Regions from separate parts of the Homo sapiens genome. Here region 1 is linked to region 2. A link is an interaction called in ENCODE POLR2A ChIA-PET data of the cell type or tissue named here. Cell type or tissue: OCI-LY7. All regions are shown on one strand. Region 1 has its middle 22 kb from the start of PADI2. Region 2 overlaps ARHGEF10L (Rho guanine nucleotide exchange factor 10 like).

Region 1 (4,000 bases), 400 kb before region 2:
CCATCTCTACTAAAAAAACAAAAATTAGCCAGGCATGGTGGCACATGGCTGTAGTCCCACCTACTTGGGAGGTTGAGGCATGTGAGTCGTTTGAACCGGGGAGGTGGAGGTTGCAGTGAGCCAAGGTCATGTCACTGCACTCCAGCCTGGGCAACAGAGGGAGTGAGACTCTATCTCAAATAAATAAATAAATAAATAAATAAATAAATAAAAAGGAAAAAAAGAAAAAGAAACAAAAAGCTTAAGAGAACTTAAAAGCTCAGAGCTTGTATAATTCACACCTTCTGCAGAGTCTGAGCACTTCAGATCATGTAATCTGAAGATTCTATGATTAATTTCAGGAAGGTGCTGAGCATGTGGGTGGGGAAGGCAGGGGGACAGGTCTGGGTGCATAAGTATCACCCTGCCTCTCATGTCAACTTCCCAAGGGCTGGGTACAGAAGAGGCATCAGGAAGTATTTACAGAAAGACTGTTTGGGCAAGAAAGGACAGGTGTCTTAGTCTGTTTTCTGTTTCTTATAACAGAATACCTGAATCTGGATAATTTACAAAGAAAGGAATTTATTTCTTACAGTTATGGAGGCTGAGACGTCCATTGCCAAGGGGCTGCATCTGGTGAGGTCCTTCTTGCTGCTGATGACTCTCTGCAGAGTCCCATAGTGGTGCAGGACATCAGCTGGTGAAGAAGCTGAGTGCTCACAGGCTAGCTCAGCCCTCTCTTGCTTTTCTTATAAAGCCACCAGTTCCTCTCCCATGATCACTTAATGGATCAATTGATGGGTTACCTATTAACCCATTAATTCACTAATCCATGACTGGATTAACCCATTCATAAGGGCAGAGCCCTCATGACCCAATCACCTCTTAAGGGCCCCACCTCTCAGTACAGCCACATTGGGGATTAAATTTCAACATGAGTTTTGGAAGAGACAAATATTCAAACCATAGCAACAGGCCTGGCTTGTGGGTGGAGATGGGGGTTAGGGGTGGTTCTGAGTCAGGTTTGAACGGGAAAAGCTGGGAGGAAACAGTCAAGTGCATTTGCAGGGAAGCCCACACAAAGTTTCAGATAAAAGTTTGAGCATTTGAGTTGGTATTTGTTGGCATGCAACTAAGTGGGACTACAGGTCCAGTTCCATGACTGCTATGAAGCCAGGGTAAAACAAGAATTGGGTTGGCCAACTTTTTCTATAAACAGCCAGAGAGTAAATATTTTAGATATTATGGAGCGAGACATGTATTAAAATCTTTTGGCACAGATGCAGTGTCATTGCCTAATAAGCACAATGTCTTGCTATCTAACTGGATAACAAAATAATGCACACTTCGCTGGGCCTTAAAAATGTGACACTCCACCATTGATGGATAAATAGATAAACAAAATGTGGTATATGCATACATAGAATATTATTCAGCCTTAAAAAGGAAGGAATGGCTGGAAGCAGTGGCCAACACTTCAGGAGGCTGAGGCGGGTGGATCACATGAGGCCAGGAGTTTGACACCAGCCTGGCCAACATGGTGAAACCCCATCTCTACTAAAAAAAAAGACAGAAAATTAGCTGGGTGTGGTGTCACACACCTGTAACCCCAGCTACTTCGGAGGCTGAGGCACGAGAATCGTATGAACCTGGCAGGCGGAGGTTGCAGTGAGCCGAGATTGTGTCATTGCACTCCAGCCTGGGGGGCAGAGCGAGACTCTATCTCAAAAAAAAAAAAAAAAGAAAGGAAGGAAGGGAATTCTGACACATGGTATGATGTAGATGAACCTTGAGGACATCATGCTCAATGAAATAAGCCAGTCACCAAAGGATAGATATCATAGAATTCTACTTCTATGAGGTACTTAGACTAGTCAAAATCATAGAGACAGAAAGTAGGGTGAAATAAAATTTACTGGAGGCCATTGTTTTGGACTAAGCTCCTGTACTAGACCCCAGAGTGGAGTCACTCATGTTAGGTGCCACGTAATCAAACTGACCCTTAAAACAGTCAGCTTTAAAAAAAACAAACAGATTTACAGCAACCAGCAGAGAAGGTCCCAGTCAACCTGAGCTGATGTGATAAGGAAGTCCCCTCTGCTTTCATCCTACAAGAAAAGTAACTTTGAAATGCCCAGTCTACTCTTTGTTCCTTGTTTCTGTTCCCCTTCTGCCACTTTGTGCCCCCAAAGACAACCCCCTCTTCTCATTGGGATGTCTTTTTCTATTTCATCAATGGGATGCTGCCTAATTAATGAATCAATAATAAAAGCCAATGAGTCAACTCAATTCATTGAAATGTTATTTTTTGACAGTGGAATGGTAGTTGCCTGGGGCTGGAGGAGAGGGGAGAATGGGGAGTTCTTGTTTAATGGGTAAAGGGTTTCAGTTTTTCAAAATGAAAAGAGTTCTGGAGACGGATGGCATTGATGGTTGCACAATGACGTGAATGTACCGAACGCTGCTGAGCTATCTAGTTAAAAATAGAGAAGATGGTAAATTTTATGTTGCGTGTATTTTGCCACATGATTATCATGTATTTTTAAAAAGTACAACATTGGAAGTCCACTCTTCTTGTTTTGACATGACGTGTATGCACTGGTTATAAAAAAAGAAAATACTGCCCCACAGCGATGTGCATGCTGTCGACTTGGAGCTGTGGCATGTGGTTCGTAGTGTGCTGAGCAGCCACACAAAGAGATGAGAGCAGTGACTCTCGGTGCCTACTACTGAGCTCTGCCATTGTAGCAGGAAAGCAGCCCAGATAAATGTAACACACGGGCCTGGCTGTGTCCCCATAAAACTTTATTTGTGGACACTAAAACTGAATTTCATTTAATTTTCATGAGAATGTCACAAGATTTTCTTCTTTCAGTTTTTTTTCTCCAACCATTAAAAAAAAATGTAAAAACCATTCTTAGTTCATTCACGGTAGTTGCCGACCCCTGGTCTAAAACATCACATTTCTTGATCATTTGGCCAATTTTTTTTTTCTGAGAATTGACTGTAATTCTATTTAGTAGGAAGGCTCTTTGGAAGGGGTGATATTTGAAGGGAGACTCAAAGGAGGAGGAGAAGAAAGCAGCTTGAAAAGCCAAGAAACCAATATTCCAGGCAGAGGGAAGAGTAAGACAAAAGTGTTTATGCCAGAATGAATCTACCAAACTCAAACTCAGGGACATTCTATAAAATAACTTGCCTGGATTCCAAAAATGACAAAGTCATGAAACAGACAACTGAGGAACTGTTCCACATTAAAAGAAACTACAGAGACATAATGATTGGAGGCAATATATGATATTGGATTTACTTTTGCTAAAACGGGCACCATGTTGACAATTGGTGAGATCCCAAGGAGATCTGTGGATTAGATAGTAGTATTGTATCAGTGTTAATTCCTGACTTTGATTCTTGTACTTTGGTTATCTAAGATAATTCCATACTTTTAGGAAATATACACTCAAGTATTTATGGTAAAGAATATCATGCCTGCAATTTGCCACTAAGTGGTTCAGAAAAATATATACATATGTAGTATAAAAGTATAAAACTATTATATATGCACATGTGTGTATATATACACACATATACGTATGTATGCATACATATGTACATATATCCATATGTATGTGTATGTATGTACATATATCCATATGTGTATATATACACACACAGATACATACATGTGTGAGTGTATATATATATATTTTGGGAAGAGAGAGAGAAACAGAGAGAGAGGGAGAGGGAGAATCCTAGTGTAGTAAGATGATATTTGGGGAATCTAGGTGATGTGGATGATGGGTAGGGTATCTGGGAATTCTTTGTATTATTGTTGCAGTTTTTCTGTAAGTCTGAAATTATGTCAATAGAAAAGATTAAAACAAAGTATAGGATTGATCATTCTATTTTATATGTCTCTTGATCAATATTGAGAAAAAGCCTTCTAAAAAAAGATGGTACTACTTATCTTCTCACCAATGGCAAATGAGAGTGTTTGTTTCTCTATATCTATGCCAATACT
Region 2 (4,000 bases):
AGGCTCTTTAACAACTGAGTGTGCCAGAGTTGTTCCGCCCCATGGTGCCACCTTGGGCCCAGCTCAGCTCCTTCCTTGCAGTGTCCCAGAGAGTTCTTCTTCTCTCTACCTCAGTGGAGGGCATCAGAGCCATTTTCATTCAGGACCCTGGTCTGATGACATTCCCAGGAGTGACTGGTCCTTACAGAGCCTCTGCCGGGTCCTGGGCAGTGGTGAGTTGGGAGCCAGCTCACACCTACACATAAGAGCTGATTGCTAAATTTTAGGAATTTTATGAGCCGGTTGTTAAACACAACCATTATAAAAAATTCTGAGGCCAGGAGCGATGGCTCATGCGTGTAATCCCAGCACTTTGGGAGGCCAAGGCAGGCAGATCCCCTGAGGTCGGGAGTTCGAGACTAGCCTGGCCAACATGGTGAAACCCCATCTCTACTAAAAATACAAAAATTAGCTGGGTGTGGTGGCCCATGCCTGTAATCCCAGCTACTCGGGAGTCTGAGGCAGGAGAATTGCTGGAACCCAGGAGGCGGAGGTTGCAGTGAGCCGAGGTTGTGCCATTGTACTCCAGCCTGGGGGACAAGAGTAAAACTCCGTCTCAAAAAAAAAAATTTTTTTTGAGTGTATACATTCATCATTAAGTAAATTATATATATATAGTTTGTTTGTTTGTTTGTTTTTTGAGATGGAGTCTCACTCTTTTGCCCAGGCTGGAGTGAAATGGTACAATCTTAGCTCACTGCAACCACCGCCCCCTGGTTTCAAGTGATTCTCCTGCCTCAGCCCCCTCAGTAGCTGGAATTACAGGTGCCTGCCACCACGCCCAGCTAATTTTTGTATTTTTAGTAGAGACGGGGTTTTACCATGTTGGCCAGGCTGGTCTCAAACTCCTGACCTCAGGTGATCCACCTGCCTCAGCCTCCCAAAGTGCTGGGATTACAGGCATGAGCCACCGCGCCTGGCTGCTATTATATATTTTTGAGATGGAGTTTCACTCTTGTTGCTCAGGCTGGAATGCAGTGGCGTGATCTCTGCTCACTGCAACCTCCACCTCCTGGGTTCAAGTGATTCTCCTGCCTCAGCCTCTGGGATTACAGTAGCTGGGATTACAGGTGCCTGCCACCACACCTGGCTAATTTTTTGTATTTTAGTAGAGATGGGGTTTCACTATGTTGGCCAGGCTGGTCTTGAACTGCTGACCTCAGGTGGTCCACCTGCCTCAGCCTCTCAAAGTGCTGGAATTACAATTATGAGCCACTGTGACTGGCCATAAATTTTATACATATATATGTGTGTATATATATATATAATAATTTTTTTTTTGAGATGGAGTTTTGGCTCTTGTTGCTCAGGCTGGAGTGCAATGGCATGATCTCGGCTCACTACAACCTCTGCCTCCCACGCACGTTCAAGCGATTCTCATGCCTCAGCCTCCCGAGTAGCTGGGACTACAGGCGTGCACCACTACTCCCGGCTAATTTTTGTATTTTTAGTAGAGACGGGGTTTCACCATGTGGGCCAGGCTGGTCTCAAACTCCTGACCTCAGGTGATCTGCCCACCTCAGCCTCCCAAAGTGCTGGGATTACAGGCGTGAGCCACCATGCCCAGCCTGTAAATTATATTTTATAAAGTAATAAATACTCAATTTTTTTCCTAATTATTTTATTCTATTATTACCTGTGCTTTTGTGGTTATTTGCTGCTTTGTGTGTGTGTGCGTTGGGGAGTGTATTAGTTCTTTTTCATACTGCTATTTTCATACTGCTATGAAGAAATACCTGAGACTAGGTAATTTGTAAAGAAAAAGAGATTTAATGGACTCACAGTTCCACATGGCTGGGGAGGTCTCACAATCATGGTAGAAGGCGAAGGAGGAGCAAAGGCACATTTTACATGGTGGCAGGCGAGAGAGCCTGTGTAAGGGAACTGTCCTTTATAAAACCTTCAGGTCTTGGGAGACTTATTCACTATCATGAGAACAGCATGGGGAAAACCTGCCCCTGTGATTCAATTACCTCCCACCACGTCCCTCCCATGACATGCAGGGATTATGGGAGCTACAATTCAAGATGAGATTTGGGTGGGGACGCAGCCAAACCATATCAAGGGGTGTGAGTGTGGGTGTGGGTGTGTGTGTAATGTACGTAGTGGTGTGCTACTGCATATCTCAACTCCATTCAGTGATGTCACATTGGCAGCTTGAAATTGGCCAGAGTGAGAGTATTTATATCACAGAAATTGGCAAACACTGCAAATCAGAATCTTTTCCCCTGAAGAGCCTGTTTACCAGCACACCACTGGGAATCCAGCAATGAGCAACTCAGTCCCTCCCTTTGAACTTACATTTTGGTGTGATGGCGCTCCAGGACTGATCTTAGTGTCCTCATTGCTGAGGGGCAGCTGCTGGGCAGGGCCTGCTTTGGTGATAGAGGTTGTAAATTGCCCTCAAATCACAGGAGCTCTCCATTCCAGCAAGTGAGTTGTTACCATGCACCAGGAAGAGAGGAAATGGGACAAGGAGGAAATTCAGTTAATTGAGAGCTGACTTTGCCATTGAGTAACCCTATTCAGGATGACTCAGGCATCTGGGAGGAAAAGCAGCAGTGGTGTCTGAGGACAGACCGTGGACAAATTAAGTAGCTTGGGGCTTGTGGAGTTGTGATGTCCAGGACATGGGTGGCTAGAGCTGACATAGGCAACAGTGGGCATGACCTGTCCATATGGATTCAGGACCTGCATGAGAGAGTAGAGGCAGACGGTTGCTCTTGTACATCCTGTGATCTCTGGTTGGAAGATGGACATGTGCACATGTTACATACAGTGGAGGGATGTGCGGAGTGTAGCAGGGGAATGGGGTAGGGAGAGGGGAACAATTCATGCCTCTGAACCTTTGCACATGCTGCTCCTTCTACCCAGGGGAGTTAATGTGTGTTTTCTCCACCCAGAAGGAATGGCATGTGCAAAGGCTCAGAGGCATGAATTATTGAGAGTTCAGTCTGGCTCTGGTGTCAGGTGAATCAAAAGTCTGCAGGGCTTGAAACAGAGTAGGGGAAGCATTGAACCTTCCTCAAGTCAGGAGGCACAGCATCATCTGGGTGCCAGCAAAGGAAATCTGACAAACCTCACCTGTCAGGGGCCTTGTGCTGTGTGGATCACCCTGCTTCCCTAAAAATCTTTGAGGTTTCTTGGTAGTTTCCTGCTGTCCCTGAAGCTTGCTGGTCTTCCAGCCCCTGCATCTGTGGCTGGTGGATTCTCAAAAAAAATCCATGTTAATATCAAGCACAAAACTTAATTGGGAAGAGGGGTCTCCTGTTCTCCCCCCATTGCTAATTGATACCAGAAAAGCTGCTTCTGTCCTTCATTTAGGCAGATAATTGAGAACTTGTTTGCTTAAAGGCAACTGATTTTGACTTTATGCCTATAGGTGCCAGATATTTTTCATGCATCAATTCATTTAATTTCCATGCCGATCCTGCAAGTACGTCCTATTTTCCGATCTTATCGATGAGGAAATTGAGTCTCAGAGACTTATCCAAGGGCACTGTGTTTGTAAGTGGCAGGATTTGAACCCGGCAGGCCCTGAGATCTTTCTGCAGTCCCGTGCTCCCCTCCTTTATGCGGTTTTCCTTTTCCCTTTGAGGAGGGGAGGGAGAGATTCATCACATGCCTGGAATCTCAGCACACTTTGCCTTTCTTAGTTCGGAGTTAATGTATGTTTTTTTAATTCAGTGTTGGCAAGGCCCAGTCTGGTCATAGCTGGGTTTGTTACCTTGTGGCTCAGGGGCAAGGATGAGAATAGAATTCTGGTACCCACACGGGCTCCCTAGGCCTGGTGTCAGGAAAGAGCTAATACTAATGGCTCATAATTGCAGAGTGGCAGGCACCTTGGTAGTGCATGGCTCGTGGGAGCTTTCTCAGTTCTCAGCTACTCCAAGAGGTGGGGTGCATCATTATCTCTGTTTTGCCTCCATTGAACTTGCCCAGGGTTGAGCAACCAAGAGTT

What was found. ChIA-PET counts read pairs that join two places held together with the same protein. Peaks named below come from ENCODE experiments on the same cell type or tissue, not always from the same donor. Only the 100,000 strongest peaks of a DNase experiment are listed, where the experiment ranks them.
Region 1: POLR2A ChIA-PET joins it to region 2 with 6 read pairs; 2 of 35 experiments call an interaction of 5 or more read pairs at or near these places.

The regions. Positions count from the first base shown.
Region 1 is chr1:17,139,451-17,143,450 of GRCh38, forward strand. No RefSeq gene overlaps it. Among named protein-coding and RNA genes, the nearest start is that of PADI2, 22 kb to the left of the region's middle. In OCI-LY7, no CTCF peak of the experiment used is centred here; a DNase peak (open chromatin) is centred at 2,081; H3K4me3 peaks cover 843 bases; H3K27ac peaks cover 592 bases.
Region 2 is chr1:17,542,987-17,546,986 of GRCh38, forward strand. All of the region lies in intron 1 of ARHGEF10L (Rho guanine nucleotide exchange factor 10 like), which reads left to right. Among named protein-coding and RNA genes, the nearest start is that of ARHGEF10L, 5.3 kb to the left of the region's middle. In OCI-LY7, no CTCF peak of the experiment used is centred here; no DNase peak of the experiment used is centred here.